2 separate regions of the Mus musculus genome follow, and region 1 is linked to region 2. The links are chromatin loops, found by intact Hi-C in ENCODE. Cell type or tissue: heart. All regions are shown on one strand. Links, peaks and the distances in the headings refer to the core of each region. The heading gives the core; the rest is flanking DNA.

The links. A loop is a pair of places that touch in the nucleus more often than their neighbours do. Peaks named below come from ENCODE experiments on the same cell type or tissue, not always from the same donor. Only the 100,000 strongest peaks of a DNase experiment are listed, where the experiment ranks them.
Region 1: it touches region 2 in a loop (2.1-fold over the local background); 5 of 42 quality-filtered maps call a loop at or near these places.

Annotation. Positions count from the first base shown.
Region 1 is chr17:69,145,319-69,157,304 of GRCm38, reverse strand. It overlaps a transcript of Epb41l3 not described here. Among named protein-coding and RNA genes, the nearest start is that of Epb41l3, 8.0 kb to the left of the region's middle. In heart, for the core only: a CTCF peak has its summit at 5,817 (motif pointing left); no DNase peak of the experiment used is centred there; H3K4me3 peaks cover 10 bases; H3K27ac peaks cover 13 bases.
Region 2 is chr17:69,261,870-69,273,855 of GRCm38, reverse strand. It overlaps Epb41l3 (erythrocyte membrane protein band 4.1 like 3), which reads right to left. Exons shown (of 23, transcript NM_001355734.1): 12 at 11,510-11,730; 13 at 7,424-7,951; 14 at 3,192-3,245. Among named protein-coding and RNA genes, the nearest start is that of 2410021H03Rik, 9.3 kb to the left of the region's middle. In heart, for the core only: no CTCF peak of the experiment used is centred there; a DNase peak (open chromatin) is centred at 6,085; H3K27ac peaks cover 742 bases.

The DNA of each region.
Region 1 (11,986 bases), core at 1,465-9,464, 120 kb after region 2:
GAGGCAAGTTACGTAAAAGCGGCCCGCCTCGCCGTGGAGCCAGGATGCTCCGAGACCCGCCGCGCCCGCCCGGGGCACGGACGCAGCGGCAGCCGCAGCCTCGGGGACGCACAACCCCTCCCGCGCACAGCCCCCGGCCTGGCGCCGCAGTGTTTTTCCCCCCAAGCCCCGCACGCTCGGAACATGGCGTCCCAACCCGGGGTTCCGCGCCGATGGCTGGAGAGGGGCGCAGGGCCCGATCGCCCCCAGGGGCCGGAGCTCGGAGAGAGGCCCCCAGGGCGGAGGCCGAGGTCGGCGGGCGCAGCGCAGCGCACCGGGGCCCCCCAAGCCCCGCGCGTCTTGGAAGCGAGTCCCCCTCGGAGCCCTTCGGCCCGCCAAGGGCAGAAAAAGTTACCTGGGGGCGGCGGGAAGGCCGGGCGCGCCGCGGCGTGGGGACCGGGCTGGCGCTGGCGTCCTGCTCGGCGGTGCGCAGGAGACTCCGCGCGGGAGGAAGCCGCAGCCCAGGGCTCCCCCGCCCCCCTTTGCAGGAGGCACGGAGGCTCCGCGGAGCTGCGGCGGGGCCCACGCCCAGACTCCGAGCGAGGGGGGCCAACCTCGTCCTGGCTTCCCTCCCGCGCGGGGGAGGGGGCCGCTGCAGTTCTTCAGGACACCTAGGTTGAGCAGTCCTCTAGAACCTAGCTCTGGGGGACCGCGACCGAGTCAGCTGCTGAGAGCAGTAGCCTTTGGATTTACACTTGGATTATTGCAGGGCCTCTGGGTCCCCTCCTCTCCCTTTAGAGATCCCCGTGGGGAGTGTGGCTCCTCTCTCTCTCTCTCTCTCTCTCTTTCTCTCTCTCTCCCTCTCTCTCTCTCTCTCTCTCTCTCTCTCTTTTCTTTTGACCTTCTGGTGAGTTCTCTATTGCCTTGGGGACTGCAGTATCTCCCCCTCTCCCTACCCCCAATCCTCCCGTTTTGAAATTGGAAGTGTGTTAACAGAGGTTCAGGACTCCAGATTTAAGTTCACAGTGAAGACCGGAGTTAATTAGAATGATAACTAGTTTTTGTGTCTGTCTGCAGCTCCCTCTTTCCTGGGAGCTACAAAGCTTAAGCTGGGGGGGGGGGGGGGGCGGGGAGAGAGAGAGAGAGAGAGATCCTGACTTGATTAGTTCTCTGGCCATCTCACACTCTCTGGGGCTCAAGACACTCTGGCATATTTCTTTAAGGCTTCTAAGGCCTTTCTCAAATCACCTAGTCACTGGCCTGAAGCTGAAACTCATTAAAGGAGGGAAAGAGATTAACAAACGATTGAATTTACTAATGGATGGCACAGATAAGATGTAAAATAAATGTCCCCAGCAGGGATGAGTGGTGGCTTACACTGAGCAGGCCTGAGGAGATGGGGAGGCTTGGCCAGGGAATCTAGAGTATCTACAATGTCAGTAGGAAAGGGAGGGGACATCCAGTTGCCTTGGCTGGAGAGGAGGGGGCTTTGATACCTCCTATGAGAGAGAAGGTTAGGAAATTATGTTACTGGTCTGCTATGGAGTTTAGGGACTGTGTTTTCTAGATGTGCAGCTCTGGAAATTAAAATTTTGAATGGAATAGTGGGGGGGGGGGGGGAATCTATGGCACTGCATAGACTGTAGAGTAGATAGGCAGATTCCAGGCTGCAGAGAGGAGGGGCCTATGGTCCAGACCCAGGAGCCAAAGGTAAAAAAGACCTAGAGTTCTTTACATCTAACAACATGTAAGGGTTCAAATATCTAATATGCATGAGGGCCACTTGTTAGTTTTGAGACATGTGTACCTGTCATACGGGCACATCTGTGGCTCTGTTTCATAAATCCATGAATGGAGGCAGTGTGTGTGTGTGTGTGTGTGTGTGCACGTGTGCACGTGTGCACGTGCATGCACCTTCAACGAAGGTCCCTTCCTTGAAAATGGACGAGAACAAACCATATCATTTACAACAAACACAAACTCAGCAATATCCTTTGAGACCCAGATGGCTCCGAGCCTTTCATTCATTTTGATGCAATGTTTTTGCGATTTAAAAAAAAAAAAAAAAAAGTTGAACGCAGCCTGTTCTCTCCATGACTCATGAATCCTCGTGGATAAATCAGGGGTGGCATGTGGGTGACTACTCTCCAGGGAGGAGGGAAAAACAGTAGAATGCTAAGTATTCTGTTTGAAAAGTTAGGAATGCCTAGCTAATTATCCTAACAATCTGCAAGTTCAAGGACTGCATTAAGAGCTACAGAGGTAGCTCAATTGGTAGAGAACTTGCCTAGAAGGCAGGACACCCCAGGATCGATCCCCAGCACTGTACACACTTCACCAGGCAGTATATGCTGGGTCCCTAATCTCAGCACCCAGCTGGGGTCAGGCAGGAAGAGCATAATTCAAGTCTTCCTCAGCTACATGGCAAATTTTAGGCTGGCTTGTCTCAAGTCATCTCATCCTTACCAAGTTGAAATGGGAAGCTGGGTAGCAGTTGCTCTAACTTCCTTTGGGCACAACCAAGACTATCAGCTACTACTTTTGTGTATCTAACACAGATACGGAACGAAAAGAAATGCCAAAACAGGCAACTCACGAGCAGATCATTGCTCTCTTAGTACTTAACTCGCGTGTGCTCAACTGAACACTCTGCCCTGCCTTAATACTATCTTGCAGGAGCCCTTGGTAGTCATCTCTGTCTTCCCACAGTGCCTCACAGAGGACATTGCAAGTCAGAACCCATTTTTTTCTAAATGAATGAATAGATGCCAAATATTGGCCTATGCTACCTCTTTACATCTAGGATTCAGACACCTTATGTAGGAAAACATCAGGGTGTTTTCCAAACTCCTTAAGCTTCCATATTCTAGGATTCTATGAAGTTCAAAAGGCACCATGGACTCGGTGAGGAGCTAGCTGCTAAGTGCTTGCTTTTGAAAGATCCTGGCAGAATGTAAAAGGACACAGAAGCCCTGAAATTGGCAAGATAGACGTCAGTGTTAGCAGAAATAGCTTCACTGATTTAGAAAAATAGAGGTGCGCAATGCTCTGGCCACTCCTCAAACCTGTGTGTCTGCCAATGTTCTGACCAGGTGTGTGCCCATTGCTGCACCCTCATTAGACTCTTTCTTTGTACCCCTCCCATACCCATTTCTTGAGAATAGACATTGTTTAGATCTGGAAATCCCCTACTCTCCCCCTTCTCCTTTCCCCCCTGAGGGCCTATAAAAACTGGGACCTCTTTCCCCTCGAGGTCGACTCCTCTACCCCATGTGTGGGATATGAGTCGTCCCCAGAGCTCTGGCTTTCCCCGAATAAAGCCTCATGTGGTTTGCAACAAGCTTGGTCTATCGTGAGTTCTTGGGTGTCCGCTATTGTCCTGAGGCCTGAGCGAGGGGCTCCTCTTGGAGTCTTTCACTTTGTAAGCATGGGGACCGCAGTTTGATCACTCAAAACCCACATAAGAGATCCAGTCGTGGCGCCATATTCTGGTACTATCAGCACTTTGAAGATAGAGACAGGACTTGAAGGAGAAACAGCTAGAATCATGGGTGACTTCCAGGCCTATCAAAGACTCTTATCTCACAAAGCAAGGTAGAGCAGGCATATAAGGAACAACACTCAAAGTTGACCTCTGGTCTCCACAGGCACACACACATGCACAAGCACACATCCACCTACAAATAACATATCATACCTAATACCGACCAAGTAAGAGTAATATATTAATAGCCCATCTAACAATCACTGGACAATAAAATGTCCAATCCTTCCATATAGAAAGGAGAGGGAGAAATAGTAGACAATAAAAGTTTGAGTAAAAAATGATACTATCAATCACAGCTGGATCAACCACAGCTGGATTTGCTTGAATTCTTCACAAATCCCTTTCACTACTGCAGATGAAGCAGCTCAGACCTCAGGGTAGCCCTCACTTTTCTAACGCAGAAACTGCTTCTCCAACAAGTTACAGAATAGTGGTTTTGTTAAGTCTATTTCTGACTGAGATGTACAGCAACGCTCCCAACTAAAAGCCTTTCACATTGTCTCAGAGCTGGTGGCCATTTTACAGGAGAATTCGGGTTTGTATTTCATGGGATGTTCTGCAAATGTGGATGTCTACAAAATGCAGGGAAAGGTTCCGTCTCGGCAGCCCAGGTCTCAGGATACCCATCCCGTTCTCCTCCTATACAGTCAGGCTTGCTCTATAACATGTTATTTTTATGCTTCCTATAATTGCTTTACTGCACATAATATGTATCACTGAAGGCCAACAACCAGGCAGGAATTCAATCCATGGTGTAGGAATGCAGCTTATCTCAGATACAAAATGAAGAGGCAGGGTTCCCCACAAAACTCTGTCCACATGCAAGCAGCAGTATAAGGCCGATTCCTTGGTACTCACAGCCCTCCACCACCTGAACAACAGTGATTGCTCCCACTTGATACCCAAGTTAAAGCAAACAGAATTTTCAGGTTGCCTTGGCAGCAACATTTGTCAGCTTCATGAACAAGATAGCAGAAAACATGATGGGAATCTGACTGTTGACCCTGTCTGCAGGTCTTTCAGACATGAAGAGGAAGGAAGACTGGAGTTGGAGCAAACCCCAGACGTGCTGCTTCGTTAGGCAAACACACCATTTGTTCTCAGTTGTTCAATTTAAGCTGCAGGCTTAGTAACATGTTAACGGCCTTTGAAGAGACCAGTCGAGGCCTGCTTTGCCTTCATAGGAATGCCGGGCACCTGAATCGCATATCAAATCCTTGAAATCAGGGCACAGGTCTTTAGTCACAGCATTACCGGAGACCGTGAATAAGCAATCCAAGGGTGAATGCATAATTCAAAAGCAACAAGCACCTCCTTCTGAAATGGGAATTCATTTAAGAGTTCCTAGTGTCTAAATATTCAGAATAACGCTAAGCTTGTAGCTCATTAATGCTTCCAGATGCTGGCTCCATCGTGATTGTGTGCATTGATCAGTGTGGAGACGGGATAGATGCGTAACACAGATGGAAGGCATGATTCTAAAACCACCAACATCTACAAATGCAACACAAAGTGTACCAAAAAAAATGTGAGCATTTGCAAAGGAGCAAGCTTTGATAGGCTAATACAGCATTAACTGTAGAATTCCGTACTTGTCTCCTTTCCTCCATACTTACAGAAGCTGAAAGTTGGGTCAGTACACCTAGTGTTTCACTTGATTAAAACACACCCTTATAATTTGATTTCTCTGAATGTTAGAGCTAGGTCTCAGTCCTTTTAAATAAAGTAACTTCTAACAATACAATGGTAAGAGTTATTTTAACACCTAGTTCTTTTGTAGAACTGAAATACTCAATAATTTTATTCCTCTCTTAGATCATAAGAATCCTTTGTGAGTGTTTTCTATTTGAGGGTCTGGTATATAGTATAAAGAATGAAACTGTAAAATGTAAGAGATGGGAGTTAGAAATGTGCAATTTAATTCCATTTCCAAATAAAATAAATACACGCAGAATGTTTTACTCCTGGGAATTCTCTATTTAGGAAATATTAAGAATGGAAGATGGTAATATGTGTTTACTGAATTCAACTCCCATACAGATGACTTGCATCAAACTGTTCTGAGAGGCTTAAGGTTTTTAATCATTTTTTTCTACCCTTGCCACAAAGACACAATAACAACACCAGCAAGCCTCCACAACTCTCATGAAGTTGTCAATGCTCCTCATCACCAATTCTATTTCTTTCAGTGGCCATCAATAGTTAATGGAGGATTGAGGAGCAAGAGGCATCCAGCAGCTGGCCTGCTGACTTGCCAGCCACCTTTGGGTTTACATTGCCCTCTTTAGGCAAGCCTGCAACGGTGGCTTAAAAGAGAGTCAGCTTTGTGTCTTAATTGGTTCCTGATGTCCTGGACTTTCTCCCCGTCCCCTGCTCACTGCCTGTTCTTGTCCGGTATGGGCCCACCCTGAAAATGTGATTTCATTATAACACACCACTTCTAGAATGCTCTCAGAATCAATGAAAATGATGTACAGGATTTCTGTGTCATACTTGACATCAATTTTCGGGGCATTTCAAAACAACCTGGTTGCTTCTGCCCTCATCAAGATGTATCAGGGATGCATCTGAATATTGAAGACTTGTTTCCAGATGGTAGAGATTGGGAAGAATATCAGAGTTTCCCAAACTCAGTTGTGCACAAACCACTTTCTGATCTGTTTGTGTCTCAGGACCAAACATAATCACAGCATTTATGTGAGACCACCTTGAGTCTGACATATGACTAATAATGAAATGTTTTTGGGTAGCAGCCCAGACTATGCAAATCAGATGTTGGGTAACAGTTCACTTGAGTGATTATAAATCACTTAATCTTGACAACCACTGATGTGGATGGCCAGAGAAATGTCCATGGGGGTCCCCATAGGTGACTGATGTTTCACAGAAACATAAAAGAGCACAAAGTGTAAGAACTTTGCATACTCATATGAACTCACACACACACACACACACACACTATCTGGACTGGAACACCCTCATTAAGACCCAAAGATGAGCTATGCCTACAGCACACACACACACACACACACACACACACACACACACACACGACACACATACATACCACATACATACACACACACTATACATACATACACACACACATACCACATCCATACACACACACTATACATACACACACACACACACACACACACACACACACACACACATGGACACACCCCACATACATACATACATACATACATACATACACCACATACACACATGCACACACACATACACACCACATATACACACAAAGACACACAATCTGGAGTGAAAGAGCCTCATTAAGACCCAGAGATGAGCTATGCCCACAGCATCCACACTACTCAGTCAGTTCACATTTTCCAGAAGAGCTATTGCTTGGATCTTGTCCTTGGATGCATCAGCCTGCAACAGCAGTTCATTAGCAGTAAGTACAGCAATAAATAACAATGAGAGATTGTTCTGTTCCCAGCCCCAGCAATAATTGCATTAGAAGGCCATTTATTGAAGATTGCAATAATGGTACATCGCTCACCTTAATTTCCAAGCACAGGAAACATCTTTACAGAATTACCAAGAGGTGCCACATTGAGACGGGCAATCAAGGACTCGTTTCTGGCAATTTGGGATAAGTCTGGCATTTGACTGACTGAAACCCGAGAGATAGATTTACCTAGAGTAATACTATACATACACACACACACACACACACACACATACCACATCCATACACACACACTATACATACACACACACTATACATACATACACACACACACACACACACACACACACATATGTTGGGTTGATGTACCCAAAGAGGCATTTCTCATGCTAACCAGTGACGAAGTTAGGTAAACTGATGAGAGGTTACAACTTTCTCTCCAAAAACGTAGCACACAGAATTTTCATGAAACAATGCTTTCAAATCAACATGATAATGGTTTTTCTCTATGAACCTTGTGTTTATACATCAGTTTAAAGCACTCTTTGGTTTTATGAAAGGACCCATAAGCATTAGAAATCAAGGTCTAATTTTATACCTCTATGTGTTAAGACATAGTGTGCGGTGCCAGTAATGTTCTCCTTGTTCAGGCCACATCAAAGAATTAAGATTTGGCTCAGTAAGTGAGGATGAATCATGGTTGCAACGTGATCAGGGGCTGATCCTGCGGCTGTGGCATTTAAGGATACACCAGCCACTACCTGTTAATGCTCTAAGGGACTCCTCTGGCTACAGGGTATTTGGGCAAGAACATCCATAAAACGTTATCCAATACAGAGATGAATGTGTTCTTCAAGAGTCTGTCACCCAGGAATGGGGCTTCTCGTGCATTCTCACGCTATCTGCAACAGTGACTTGGAGTCCGAGTTATTGGCGATACCTGTACACGTTATTTGGTGAAAACCCTGCAAGCTTTGCCTATTATAGGTGGAGATACATGTGACATTGTGGTGGTGTTCTCCTCTAGGGGTCTAAAGACATCCCCCTTCCTCTTCATTGAGAAGGACCTCTCAGACCCTCCAACCAATCTGATTTGCTCAACTTACTGTTGCTCAGAGCCAGGCTTTACCAAGTCAACTTAGGTGGCAGGATGTGATAGTGTTTAAAGTCAAGGCATAAATACTCAGAATGGAAAACCTGAAAGTTTGTTTTTTTTTTTTTTAACTGGATCCTTCCGAGGCATCACAATGTTGGTTCCTAAAGTGTATGATTGTTAAGCTTCAAGGAGCATATATGTACACATTACATTCTTATGAGTACCATTATAGTTGATAGGCAGAATACTAGATAATGTTAGGATCTATAGGCTTCAGATTTTGACTTTTCTCAACATCATCATCCCTTAAAACCTCCTTACATTTTCTGTTTAATTAGATTAGAGCAGTGCTTCTGAACTGTGTATCCACAGAAGAGTCCTGTGAGAAACTTCCTGTAGCAGCTGAAGTAAATTATTGTGGCTGGAGGATGAGCATAAGTGGTATATGGGAACATTCTCCCTATGTGGTACACACTTGGAATGTATTACAAAAGTTTCAATTAGGAGAAATTTAATACAATGTGGACATGTCATGAATAATCTTAAGTGTCAACTCCACTGGGCTTACATTGACCAAGGAAACACACACCTCTGTCTAGGACTCTAAAGTTATTTCTAAGTAGTCTTGACTGGAGAGAGAAGACCCACTCAGTGTGGGTGCCACCAACCCAGGAGCTGGTGTCCCAGACTCTAGAGAAAGGACAACATAGCTGAACAGTCTCTCCGTTCCACAACTGCGGATACAATGTATCCACCTGTGTGGTGCCGTGCCTTCCCTGCCATGATGGACTGTACCTTCAAGAAACCAAAGTAAGTCTTCCTTCCCTGAGCAGCTGTTGTTAGATACTGTGTCACTGCAGTGATAAAGGGAACTGACTGGGTCTCACCAGGCAGCTTTACTGGTCCTTTGTCGGTGCTTCAGGTTTTTGGTAACAGTGAAGAAATGCTCACTCCTACAGGTATTCAGTGTGTTTGCTTACTGAATGGAGAGAGGGAGGGAGTGATGGGTGAGTGGGTGGGTGGGTGGGTGGGTGGATGGATGGATGGATGGATGGATGAATGAGGCAAGATTATAAAATATGGCACTCTGAGAGTGGTGACTCTAAGAATGGAAAGAATATAATTGTGGCGGTGTGATGCCCAGGACTGAGATGAGACACTGACGATTCAAAAGGGAGAAACTAAATACAATGGTAACTGTTGATGTATGATACAAGTGTGTGCAGAGCTATATGGGACACATAGGAAACATCTATTTAGCTGTAGGAGAAACATATGATACACACTGAAACCAGAGTAAGAATTGAGCCCAATATAAGCTATCGTTCCTGTAAATTTAACTGTGGTGAAATTTAATTTACACATTAGACAAAGTAAGAGATGGGCAATAACAAAATTAAAGTATAAGAATACAGTGTAATAAAAATGCAAATGGAGCCTGTTCACCTCTCTCTCTCTCTCTCTCTCTCTCTCTCTCTCTCTCTCTCTCTCTCTCAATAGCTTACTACCCTCTAGTAATCCTTTTCCTATTAACTAGGGGTAACCTAAGCCTTACAAGAGAAGCTGAGGGTAGACAGGGCTACTATACATTGCTTCCAGCCAATCATCCTTAGAAGTACCCCAGCCTTGCTCCATAGATAACCCAGGTGCTACCTGCCGGGTCCTTCACTACACACCCAGAGATGAGCAGATCTTATATACTGAATGTGTAGACGCCCTGTGCACAAGCCACTGGGCCATTCTGTAACAACTGGGGCATTTGACAAGCACTTATCTCCTCAGGACAAAAGACAGCAATGAAAGGATTGGAGGGGACCGTCTTTGCTCATGTGCACAGACCGTGGAGATGACCACAGCAGTGGAAAAATATCAGATCATCTGAGGCAGAATTGTCCGAGCTAATATTAGTTTTCATATCAATGGTTGCCATGGTGATACCTATAAAGATTTAGAAATGGTCAAGTGGGTCATGGTTTTAAAAAGAGGCTGCTGAAGTAAAAGAAATTGTGACCCACTTTTTGTCCTTAAGTTCACTCACTTCATGGGCTCCTGTAAAACAGCTCACTTCATTTCACTGTCCCTGGCATGCTTAGGAAAGACCCAAGGTAGAGCCTGCCATTTGAAGCTTGAAGGATCTCTTCCCATGTGGTTTTGAGTTAAGGTTTGGCCCCATGGTTCTGAGCCAGATTCCAAACCAGGCCATTCATGCATCTGCATTCCGATCCCCAGCCTTTTCTTCTAAGAGGACACTCCACTTTTCGGGCCTCACTTTCTTATCACTTTCTAGATTTATCACTTACAACCAGCCTGCTTCAAGCATGTTGGAAGATGGCTTGGTGTCATATATCATAACTCCTCAGTCTTCACAGATAGTCCACCAACTCTGAAGGACTTGCGCACACTCACTACCGTTTTCCTGCGTAATAAGCCTAGCACATGGATGATAAAGAGGAAAAAAAAGTCCTCAAACCAGGTGCCATACATGGTGAGAGCAGAGAGAGAAGAAAAGTCACTAATCCTGGGTCATGCAAGTTTGAAACTCAGGTGTAGTTTGTCGCCTTGACACACACTAGAGGCATTTGGCAAGAGGGACTTGCCGTAGAGAATATACCTCCATACGACCTGGCTGTAGGCAAGCCTGTAGGGCATTTTTAAAAATAAGCAATTGGTGTGGTAGGGTGGGTCCCGCCCATTGTGGGTGGAGTCACTTCTGGGCTGGTGGTCCTGGGTTCTATCAGAAAGCAAGCTGAGCCAGCCACAAGCAGCGAGCCAGTGAGTAGCACTCATCCAGGGCTCTGGCATCAATTCCTGCTTCCACCCTCCTGGCCTGATTTTCCTCTGTGATACACCTGGAAATGTAAGATGAATCAGACCCTTTCCTTCCCGATTTGATTTTGTTTCTGGTGTTTTATCACAGCGATTGTATCTCCAACTAAAACAGATGTCTTCCTATAACTTTCTTCTCTCCAACCCTCTCAGCATGCATGGCCAGGACCAAGGCCTTCAGACTTTCCCTGGGACACTCTGGGTCTGCTCATATCCAGACCTGAGCTGTACCACTTTCTCCTCTGGTCTCCTGTCCAGTTTCTCCTCACATGAATGAGTTCTCTGGTTACAAAAGAGATGCTCTCACTTAGGCCTCCAGTCTCCACGTCCTGCCCTCCTTGTAGCAAAGACAGCATTCTCCAATGCTGAGTGCTTCCTTCCTTCACTCCAGTCAGCAGAACCTCATAGACATCTGCTTTTTCAATGTCATGAAGGCCATACCTCATGGAGTGTGTCCACTTTGCTTTTCTAAGGCTACCACTGCACTTGTGCATTTGGGGACTATTTGACAGGGCACTTCCTCCTTCATTAACTGGAAGTTCTCCTTAGGATTTTGGGATATTTCTGTCCATGTCCCCAACCTGTACATGGCCTGATGTGTGTGAGAAGCACACTGGATGCTGTTGAGAGACACTGACGGGTTTCCATCACTGAAAACAGTACAGTATGTCCAGCCAGGGGTCAGTCTGCAGAGTTGCTGGCCAGGGGCTCTCCACTTGTGCTGCATACAAAGGGAAAAGCAAGCCTGCAGACAGGAGTCATCAGGCTCGGTAGATTCTGCTCACATAATCGAGGCACACAGCAGACACTCAAAGATCCAAATATTTTCCCTTATCGTTTGCAAACATGGACGGGACACCTGTTCTAGAGACAGGACAGGCCAAGAAAGGACATGACAGAACAAGATAGGATGGGACAGAACAGGACAAAATAGGACAGGGCAGGACAAGACAGGACATGACATGACAGGACAGGACAGGACTGCTAATAGTGCTTCAGAAACCCAAACCTTGCCACTCTTCTTAGCTGGATTGGGGCAGTGTTGAAACACAGCTCCTAAATGTCAGAATAACTATTCTTCACCCTGGCTTTGGAAGTC
Region 2 (11,986 bases), core at 2,544-10,543:
ATAGAGACTTACCAAGGGATTCACGCTACGGTTGAAGACCTGTGGTCTACACACAAGACCTGTGTGCAGGACAGGTCTCTGGTACGCAGATGCAATGCTATCTTAGACACCAAGCGTAATGCTCACACGTGGATGAGGCTCCGTGAAGAACAGAGCGGTAATGGATTCCTTGCTCAGGAGTTTGAAAGGCAGAGGCATGTGCCTTGGAAAGGGGCAGAGAGGGCTTGGCAGGCTGTCCTTAACTGAACATTAGCAGAGATTTTGGAGTCTGGAAGTTGGGGAGTCAGTTCACAGTTTCTAAGGATGGCTATCATGACAGGATAATGTCAGGCCATCTATATGCAGGGCCTTGCAGGGATTATATGTCAGCTCTTTCAACTTTCTGTGGACCACAGGACTGCAGCTGGAAGAGCTTAGTAAGCGTGTCCTGCATGCCAAAGCCACGTGGAATTCTGACTTCCTTGTACTTACACACTTTGCTTTTTAAATTATTATTATTTTTTTTATTCTAGTGTATTAGTGTTTTGTCTGCATGTAGGTCTGTGCACCACTTGTGTGCCTGGTGCCTGCAGAGGCTACACGAGGGCGTTGGATCCTCTGGAACTGCAGTCACAGATGGTCATGAGCTACCGTGTGGATGCTGAGAATCAAACCTGAGTCCTGTGGAAGAGCAGCCAGGATGCTTAGCCACTGAGCCATGTCTCCAGTCCCCACTTTGTTCTTGTGATAAGAGCACCAACTTCTGCCTATGAAGTGCTGGGATTGCAGCTATGAACCCGCCAACCCAACTAAGCACTGACACATAAACAAGTTTTAGAGGGGAAAGTACTGATTTACTCGAAAAGGAAGTATGAACAAAATCAGTCATCACCAACAACACTATTGTATCTTTCTTTAAAATGAACACAGGGTAAATTTATTTTTTAATTAAAATAGACCTATCAAAAACATCCCACAGCCAATTCATTATTCTCCCTTTCCCAGTTTTAAGGGCCTAGCTTTTTCTTGGTCTGATATCTAAGTACTAGTCTCTGGGCAAGCAAGCCACTGCCTGTTGGCAAGCATGGTATAGCTGTTTCTCACCACAGAACTCTGATCTGAGCCTGGTCTTTGGGTCCTTGTAAGACCCAGAGTCAAACTACTGATGAGAATAAAGTTGTAAGTAAGCCACCATAGGTGAAACAGTCAGTCTGTTTAAGGCTCAGCACTTTGTTTTGTTTTGGTTTGGTTTTTTGTTGAGATGGAGTCTTGCTATATCGCTTGGCTGGTCACATATTTTGTCTCGGCTTCCCAAGTGTTGGGATTACAGTTACATACAGGCACATCTTACGTGGTCTTAAATGTCTTATCAGACAATGGGATCAAGGTGCTTTCTCTACATATCCTTTTAGTGTAGTAATGCTGGTGACATGAAGGGAAGGGAATATGTTCACAAAGGCAACCAGACACCAAGGCAATACAGGTGACACGCTGGTTCTTAAATGTGTTGGGTCCCAACTCTATCTCATCCTAGGCTCCACAGCATACCAGACTACATACATATATTCACTTGCTTTAATGCTGTGTAACAAATTTAAAAACTGCCATAGAGATTTAAGGCATTATTGCTGAATTATTGTTTATTTCCAGTGTAGACCAGATTTGGAAGGTATCCAGTGAATAAACTAGTCTGTGGCTACTTACAACTGCATGCTATCTACTGAATGTAACAGCCTGTGGCTATTGACAACTATCTCTTACAATCCAAAGTATAGTTTTATTTGGCAATGAAAATGACTAACCTGTACACTTAGTTATGGCAGCTGAAGAGAATCTGCAAAATGGTGTTACGCTAAAGTCTTTTACTTTAGGATAAGATTTATAAGCTGTGGCATTTCTAAAGGAAGAAACCCTATAAAGCACCACTAGGAAATAATGTTGTTTTTGTTTTTGTTTTTTTTTTTCCTGAAGACATCTTCAGTTAAGTGATATATAGAGATAACATGGCATTTTTAATTCTTCTCAAAAACTCAACTAGAAAGTATGGTCATTATTGAATTACATTAAAAAAATAGCACATGGCTTAAAGTAAACTTTGTCACCAGGTAAAATAAATTCATTCTGCATTGTGAGCAGTGAGCACCTTAATTTCCTTCCTCTATAATGTTCTTACTGTATTTAAAAAATATTTAGATGTTTCAGCCATATGTGTATGTGTGTGAGGGTGTACACATGAGTTCAGATGCCCGTACAGGCCACAAGCTTCGGGCTCCCTGGGAGTGGCCTGATGTGGGTGCTTGGATATACTCCAAATTGCTGGACCATCTCTCCAATCCCAATTTTATAGTATCTTAATTGCTCCGAACTGGGCAGATTTTTAAGAACAGGTCACACACAGGAGGAATAATAGGATTCTGTCTGAATGTACTTTTTACAAGTAGTAGAGTTGCTGGTTTCCTTTCTTTAAGGAATTCATTTCCTGGGAGTGACTTGTGTGATAGCCAAGGGCTCGAAAATGTGTTAAGTATTACTTTAATAAGTATTAGATGGCCACCGGGGATTTAAAAATATATCTGTATCCAGCCAATAAGCTAATTCAATTACCCATGAATCTTCGTCCTCATCTGTCATGGCTGCTAGTATACACAGACTCCTATCTGAGACAGGAGAATCACTGTCTACCTCTCTTTCCTCCCCGCCTGGTCCACTTTTGTCTTTAAGGTACTGTCAGTTAGATAACAGTTTCTCAAAATGTAATCCCAAGACCAAGAGTCCAGACATTGGGAACCAGTTAGAACTACAAATCTCCATCTTGCCTCAGCCCTTTAGAGCCAGAAGCAGGAAGAGAGGGTCATTCAGATCACTCTGATGGAAGTGGGGGTTTGAGGCCCACTGGCTTAGATGAGAACAAACAAACTGAAAACTAAAAGTGCAGTTAAGAGCATTGGCTGCTCTTCCTGAGGTCCTGAGTTAATTCCCAGCACTCACATGGTGGCTCACAACCATCTGTAATGGGATCTGACACCCTCTTCTGGTGTGTCTGAAGACAGAGTACTCATACACTTAAATAAATAATTCTTTTAAAAAAAATGGTAACAACAACAACAACAAAATCTGGTTTCTGCCCAAAGCCAGCATTTCTTTTCAGTGGGAGTCACCCCCAGCGCATACGTGCTAGGAACCTTCTGCCCATGTTTGGACTTTATCCTCACCTCCGTGGCACTGGTCTCTCCATCAGCTGCAGTGTCTGTCCGTTCACTGTCAGTCTGTGGATCACAGAAGAAATCAGATCCAAGGAGAAAGCAGGGATAGAAAACAAACCGGTCTGGTTAGACAAAGCGCACAGGTGGGACCATTCACGCTCTTTCTCTGGGATCTGTGGCATCCTACCTTCCCACGGGGGCACGGGTATGAGCGAAGCAAAGGAGAGGCCGAGCTTGGGGTCTTCAGCAGAGCCCCTCCAAGGTCAAGACCCGAGGCACACGCACAGTGGGCCACCCTGACCTGCCTGCGTTTACAGTGCAGAACTTCAAGTTGTCCCCGCCTCCCAACCCCCTTTCTACTGATGCCTCTAAGAGCTCTCCTAAAAATACTTAAAACCAATCAAATGGAGGTTCAACATATACATATTTCACTCTAGGATTGCCACATCAGAAAAGTAAGTGAGTTTAGATTTCTGCTAATAGCTACTGTAACGGTCATTGTACTTTCAGCCCCTCATTTATTCTATTGGATCATTTGCACCCGCTATGACCACCAGGTTGTCTGCGTTACCAATTAATGATCGGCACACGCACTGGTGATTCACGGGTATATATTTTATATAGAAAACATAACTTAATTTTCAAGTAGCATTACTAATGGGTAGCAGCCCTAGTCACTTTGCCCCATTCAGGAGGTATAGTCGGGTATGCATTTAAACATCTCATCGCAAAAGTACCATTCAAATGGATGCAAATGATAGCAATAATAATTGAAGAGAGAGAGAGAGAGAGAACAAGAGACGTGGTTAGAGACACATAAAACAAAGCACAGCATTGGGTAGAACTGAGGACTCTGGGGGATGGAGAGAGCCATGTCTGGGCCCACTTTTAAGGTCTATGTGTTTTTATGTGTTTAAAGGAGTCTATGGTTTAAAACAGACACTACATCCTCTTAAGAAGATGAGCCGTCAAACACAAACTGATTTTTTTCATCCACGGATTTCAACCAGCTAGTAAATTTCTCTCAGTCAAAGTCTTGTGGCTGATTTTTTTTTTTTTTTTTTTTTTTTTTTTTTTTTTTTTTGTGACAGGGTTTCTCTGTGTAGCCCTGGCTGTCCTGGAACTCACTCTGTAGACCAGGCTGGCCTTGAACTCAGAAATCCGCCTGCCTCTTCCTCTCGAGTGCTGGGATTAAAGGCGTGCGCCACCACGCCTGGCTGTGGCTGATATTTTGAAAGCGAGTATCTGAACCGGAGGCTGTAGAGTTGTGCTCTAAATACAGCTCTTACCTAAAAGGGATGTGAACAATGGTGGCCAGAGCTGCTTTTTTTCTCTCTTGACCTATCTCTGGTCAGGAGAGTTACTTGTACCATCTCAGGCTTTGGTTTTACAGATTTCCTAAAACAAAGGAATTGAACTGCACACTTGGCAGGTGTGCCTGAAAAATGGAGTACAAAATTTCAACAGAGTTTTCATGGCCTGATCAACTTCAGTTCAAAAAGTGGGACACAGGTGTGTCTGCTAACTCTCTGACAGGAGTAAGGTGTGCCTGTGGTGATCCCGGGGTCTCCACAACTGAGAGCTGGGGGAAGGACGTTTTGGGATAGTACAAAAGTCAGACTAACTGGAAGACAGTTTAGGCCTTGGAGAAGACCAGATTCACTATGTCTGGAATTGTAATTAGCCCTGTTGGCCCCATCTAACGTTACTGAGGAAACCCTCTTCCTACCCGAAGGTGCTTTCTTATGATTTTATATTTTATCTTATGAACTCTTCAACCTCTTCAACCTCTTAGCACAAGAATTTGTCACAGGCAAGAGTGAGGAGTTGTCGGATTAAAGATACTCAAATTCTCGCCGTTCAAGCCTGGGACACGTTGGTCATATTTCATAGTCTAACTCATTTTTTTTGTTTTTGAAAATGGAGCTAGTTACAGCTGTAGCTACATTGCATAAGGGATGTCAAGTGCTTTATGGAATTCCTGCCACACAGAATTGAAAAGTCACCAATGAGAAACTAAAATACAATATATTGTTAGTTATTATTATTCTAATTTTCGTAGGTATCACATGTTTGTTGGCCATATCTAAATTGCCTCACAACCTCGGGGCAGGGCATATGCCCTAACGAGGCATGTGAACCAAAAGTTCAAAGACAGAGTGGTCGATATGATCAGACCTGTATTTAAAAACTCATCTGTAGACTCTGAAATTCCTACTTTACAGTCCAGTCTATCAACAGAATTAATAGTAATTGAATAAAGTGGTTTTGGCAGCAGCCGTTATTTATACTGTATATTATTAGTAATATATGCCATATACCTTTGATGACACAAAGCTCTAGGGCAGAGTGTTATGAACTATATTATACAACACTATCTTTACACAATTTAAAGTTGTAAACCAGTTGGTGAATTATTTTTTCCTTACATATTTGAATAATTATCTCTTTTCTTTGTACTATAAGGAACTACTCAGAAACTCATATAGTATCATAACCTATGTCATGGTAGACTTGGGTTTCATGGAAGGCGATTTGATTTTCTGCCTCATATTCCACCGTTCTGAAAGCTAAGAGTAAAACTGTGAGGCCATCGGCTCCATTATTTGAAATGATGGATTGTTTGTGTGCTGGGTTTTGCTTTGGAGAAAGGCAGTAATTGATTAACTCTCAACAGACAGGAGGATCGCTGTCATTAGTGATTCTGAAAAACAAATGTGGCAGAGATGGACTGCATTTTAAGGAGTCAGGTGAGGCCCACGGAATAAAACAAGCCATGTAGCAAATGGCATTTTAAGAAATGCGGTGACCCAAATGTTGGTGACTCTCAACACCCGGGGTTGAGAGTCAACAATGAACAGATGGCTTGACTCAGTGCCTGGTGGCAGAAGCTCTATCAGGGGCTCCAGGAGGCTGGAGTCAAGGGGAAGGCTGCTCTGGAGAGTGCTGACTCGTTCCCAGAGTTGGCAGTACTAAGGACAGGGGCCTGAGGAGCTCCTCATGTGTACCCACTGGCTTATAAACAGGGCTGCTGTGATTTGCTTTGCTGATGTAATGCGACATGCCCAATTTAACATTAGCTCTCATGCACCAACTCCGACAAGATGTAAACCCTGGATTAGGCACAAGATCTGTGTGGTTAGCACTAGAAGCCTTCAAACAGTAATTCAGAATTTAGCAAAAGCACAGGCCAGGCGTCATCTTGTGGACTCACTCCTCTGCTGAGAGAGCAAAAGGGAATTCCCATGTTAGAAACCCATCAATGCCTTTGTAGATAATGTTCTATCCCCAACGGCAGCATATTCTATATACTATTTGATAACGTTGCCACTGTGAAAAAGTTATATTAAAAGCCTAAGGTTGAAAGTGGTTCCCAAAGCTTGCTGCAGCAGAATATGGTTATCTATTTATGCATACACACCCAGGGCATGGAAAAGGACTCTCAGGCAGCAATGAATTGCAAAGCCTAGACTCCCCTTTAAAAGGCCAGCGAGACTGTTCGTGCTTCCCCCTTTGCTGCTCAGAAACAGTCATGCTGCCACTAAATATAGGTGCTATCACATCTTGGCAGCTCCACGTACTAACAAGGGCAGGCCAGATTATGACTTTTTAACTAACCATGGAACTGCATGACTGTCTACCCTGCAACCCCTCTCTCTGCCTCGACTTTGTGATTTTCTTCTCACACAAGGAGTGAATGGCTCGTCTCCTGTCACATAAACTGCTTGTCTTGTGGGACTGGGCAAGCTTGGGGGCTCCTAGACCGTGGAAGCATCCTGGATTGTAGGGACAATCTGGGGATGCTTCTTGGACATGACGCTATCTCATGCCTAACACAATCACTTGGCAACTCCGTTTCTGCATCTTATTTCGGTGGAAAGCTACTTATTTGTATTCTAAGATTTAATTTACATGATGATGGCCGAGCAGAACCTGTAACTAAGATGTGAACTCCCTGTAGTGAATGAGTTATTCGAAATGGAATTCTGGCTGAGTCCTTAGCCCATGTAGGACTCAGAGGGTAGCAGAATTCACTAGCTGGCCACAGGCTGCTACATCCCACATTGTGTTGTGCCTAACCCTGGGGCCTGGCTTGGACTCCCCAACACAGAAACCCTCAACATGGTGGCATACACAATAAATGAGGCTCTGAAAGTAGGACCACTAATGGCTGCAGCCAGCTAACACTGGTTTGGACTGAAGCACGGAACAGGGAAAGTGCTCTATGCTGAGGTACACACCTCTTCCTCTGAACTGTCACTCGGGTCATTGTCTAGGGAGGCGCTCAAGGAGGCCGCCTTGGGCTCCAGGTAGCAGAGGCACAGCGCCAGAGGGAAGGAGAGAGTGAGGGCGTATGGTACTGAGAAGGAGGCAGACAGCAGGAAGAAGAAGATGAATAGGAAGCAGGGGAGGAGGGAGGGTGAGCGGATGGGCAGGAAGTGCTGCCAGCTCTGGGGCAGGAGGTTGGTTTCAGACAGGTTGGGGAAAGAGAGGTACCCATCCTCGTCCAGGAGCGAGGGGAATGACTCTGGGAGCTGCAAGGAGAAGGAAAAGAGCGTGGTGCCTTTGCCAGCTGGCTGCCTGTAACTGAACGCCACATCTTGGTCCCCTAAGTAGGCCTTGCCCTGGGCCTCAGACTCCAAGGAGGATGGCTCAGCCCTTTCCTTCTCCTTACACCTCCTGCGGAGCTCTGTGGGAGGGGGAGGGTCAGGATGGGCTGATGGGGGTGATGGGGGACATGAGTCAGCAGCGCCATGCCCGGGTGGTGACTGATGTGAGAGAGATGGAGGAAGACAGGAAGCGGTAAACATGGATGCAAAAGAACAAAAAGAAAAGTGCAATTAGTCAACTTTCTCATGGGCATTAACATAAAATCTCGTAAAAACAAGAGCTTTAAAGTCATCGGCGACCCTGAGGAGGACTAAGAGCTCTCCCAGTAGACTGTCATACAGAGGCTGAGATGTCAAAACTCAGGACAGAATTCACTGTGGAGAATCCCCGCAGCAACATGCTTTAAGGCTGGACAACTCTAATAAACAAACACCAAGACTTTCAATAACATCGTCCAGATCTCCAGGTAACAGACCAGCCCAGAGCCCAGCTGGATAAGAAATGAAAATGAAATACAATTTAAATTTTGACTGTGCTCAAAAATTCTCTAGTTATCTTCCTTTTTTTTTTTTTTTTTTTTTGGTTAGCCAATTATACCCCAAACATGTGGGTTACTAAACAGGAAGTTTCTGGCCCCACTCCTGTCTGAAAGCTGTTATCAATGGGATGAGGGCGTCAGCAGTGTACTTCAGGGTCTCTGGCTCCCCACAGAGAACTGAGGTTCCACCGAGCCACCCATCTGTGGCTTCTTTATCTATGCTGCTAAACAGGATCTCCGTTCTTATCATGGTTTAAGGAAGCTAACCAGCAAAGCGAACAGGTTTCTGGTTTCCTGTACTGTGGTTTCTTATGTGTTTGGTCTCTGCCACATATGGTCTACAAAGAGTGAAACGATGGAATTTCTTAGCCTTCCTATTTCTCTGAGCAGATAAAGGGTATGTTTACAGCTGACGTTTGACTCCTTCACACAGTGATAAAGCATGCATATCCACTGAAGTGTTCTCCATGAGTTCCTGCCTTTATGAGCTTGGAGAATCCACTCCATTCCCTGCAGTCTCTATGGCCAGAACTGTATAGCAGGATACATTCCAGACCAGGGCCTGTGGAGCCTGAGATAGCTTTTTTGTTTTTGTTTTTGTTTTTGTTTTTTCGAGACAGGGTTTCTCTGTGTAGACCTGGCTGTCCTGGAACTCACTCTGTAGACCAGGCTGGCCTCGAACTCAGAAATCCATCTGCCTCTGCCTCCCAAGTGCTGGGATTAAAGGCATGCGCCACCACACCCTGCTGAGATAGCTTTCTTCAGCCACCCTGCCTCCGTGTGTGTGTGTGTGTGTGTGTGTGTGTGTGTGTGTGTGTGTGTGTCTGTGTGTGTGTGTATGTGTGCGCGCGCGCACGCGTGTGTCTAAGTGTTACCTAGCATCTTGAGAGCATACATACAATTACTCAGCCTGCTTAGTGGTGGTTATCAAATCCAGACTTAGAGCGATGTGATTAAATATAGCGACACACGGGAAGAAAATGTACAAATCAAATCACATCTGGGGTGCCAGGGAGGGAGACAATGGCCCAGATAAAAGTTGATCTGGATATGTCAGCCTCTGAAATGTTTCTCGGACACTCACACTTGACACTGAACATTGCATCCTAAACAGGGACCTGCACAAAGCTCATTCAGCTGAGGATAATGCAGATGTTAAAGCAGGCTCTTCACTGAAGGCGACTCTCCCGAGGCAGCGAGGCGCTGGCCCAGGAGGGTCATCGGCTGCAGCAATATGCCCTGCTCCAGGCAGTCTGGGAAACAGCCTTTTAAACATTATTTCCAGCCGTGAATTTTCATTTTGGTTCAAAAGAAAGCATCCTCCATGTAGCTATTTGAAGAGGGAAAAGAAAGAAATTCTGGTTTAATCGTCTGTGCTATGTATTGAAAGGCTTTTGGGAAGACAGCTTTGCAGTGGGGGAACAGGCAGGCAGCACTGGATCTCAGCTATAGCCTCTCAGAAGGTGCTGCTGAAAGGCTGTCTTCCAGGGGACTGGGTTATGAGGGCCGTGGTTCTCTCTGTACCTCGTTTCCCCGGGGAACAGCGATGGCACAGGGCAAGATGGATGGGTGCTGTGTGAGCCTGTGTGTGAGGATCACGGGGTGTAGAAGACAGGAGAAAGGGAGAAAGCCTGGAACTACTTTGGAAGAAAATGTAAAATCCTTTCTCTCTGTTGGCAATTGGTAATCTCAGGAGAGTTTGAAACAATCCAATGGGAGAACCCTACTTGTTTACACTTCTGGTGGCTTCTCTCCCCTTCCCACTCCTAAGAACTGATCCCGGGAATAAGACCTGACCTTGGCTTAACTGGGGAGAACAACATAAAGGTCGGGTTTAGAACAAAGCACATTTGGACAGCAGAAGTGACCCAGAGGGTCCTGCTGGCTGCCACTTCTGACTCTGTGCTGATTTTCATGTTTGGAAAACAAAGGATCCGTTCCAATCAGGAAAAAAAACGAATGAGCCATGGGGGTGATCTGAAATCCATTTGTCTACAACAGAGAGTGTGTATTTGTTTATTCAGCTTAGATTTTTGAGGTCTTGGATATTAAACTCAGGTAACCACGCATGCCAGGCCAGCTCTTCACCACCAAGACACATCCTCGGAGCAGACATCAATTACCTGAAGAAGTACTGCTTAGGAGGCTGTTGGACTTTATGGGAAGCAGCCCCATGCGGTCCTATGCACTTTTTTAAAAAGGAATATTTGTATGCAAAAAAAAAAAAAAATCACCAGGGAATCAAACGCATGTGCGTTTCAAGATAACTAGGAAACTAAGAAGGTGGATCATATTCCATGCCTCTCTCAGTGCCCCTCTCTCTGTTGCTCCCTTTCTCTCTGTGTGTGTGACCCTCTCTGTGGGACTCCTTTCTCTGTGTGTGCCCAGTATGTTATAGGAGGTTCTCGTTTCCATTTTTGCTATGCATGAGCCTCCCACATATGTTAAGTTTGAAACTGTTTTGCTAGCAAGCTGCTATAATACTAAATCATTAGAAATCAATCAGACACTAAAAACCAATATGTAAAATGTAGTTTGGGAGGTAAGTTGACCTCATGAAAGGCAGTGAGTGGAGACTGCTATTATGACACATCGGCTTTTCTCCTTCACCGCAACATGGGCTTGCCTGTCTAATTTCAACACATAGTCACCCCTTTGCAGATTGCATTATAGAGGACTGAGAGATGCGCTATAAATACTCAGGTTGTGGTCACTCGGGGTACATGTCCTTAGAAAATAAATATGGGTTTCCTTAATGTCTAAGAAAGCATACCATACTTAGAGAGGAGAGTGAGGCCAGAAACATTCATTAGCTTTAGGGACAGTCATAAACTGTTGAGTCCCAGCAGGAAAACGCACTGCGCTATCCCAGAACATTCTTAAAGAGATCCATACGGAACAGCTGCTGAAAGTCTTGCAAAACACACTCCTTGTTAGAATTTTCCAAAAAGTTTTTAAGGAAACAACTTTTAGAGAAAAGTGCTGAAATAATATAATAATAATAATAATAATGATAATAATAATAATGATAATATAAAATCTGACATGAACATGACCAGTGCTGGAGTCTGGATGCTCCTCCACCTTAGTGCACTCCTGGTCGACCGTCTCAGAGAGACTGAGCTGTTGCTAAGAGCCGGGGGGGGGGGCAGCTCTGGAAGGCAGCCGGGAGCTGTACCTTTCCCTCGTGCCGGAGGGCTGTGACAGGTGTGGCTTCCTCAGCCTTCTTCCTTCTGTCTTCTTCCTCCACGCGCTCCTCTTCAGCCTTTTTCTCTGGAGTCACAGTGGTGATCAAGTTGGTCTGAGAGATGCCCTTTGTTGTGGCGTACTGGCCTGTACCAACCTCTGCAGCAGACACAGAATCCTTCATGTATATTTCATGGTTTTCACTCACTGACGCTAAAAGCAAATACAACCAGGGAAATAAAATCCCAAATAGTTAAATCAGAAGACGGAAATGCCACGTGGTACCATTACCAGGAGTAGAACACCAGTATAAAATATCAGGCTGGTTGGCGTAAGGCAAGGGAGAGCTGCAGGGACCTCCATACTGTATCTTTCAGCATCACCTGGACCAGTGTTTTAACATGATTTAAAAGCCATGTCTTGAACCCTAGAATATGCTTAGCATTCTCGTGGGGTGGGGAGGACTTGA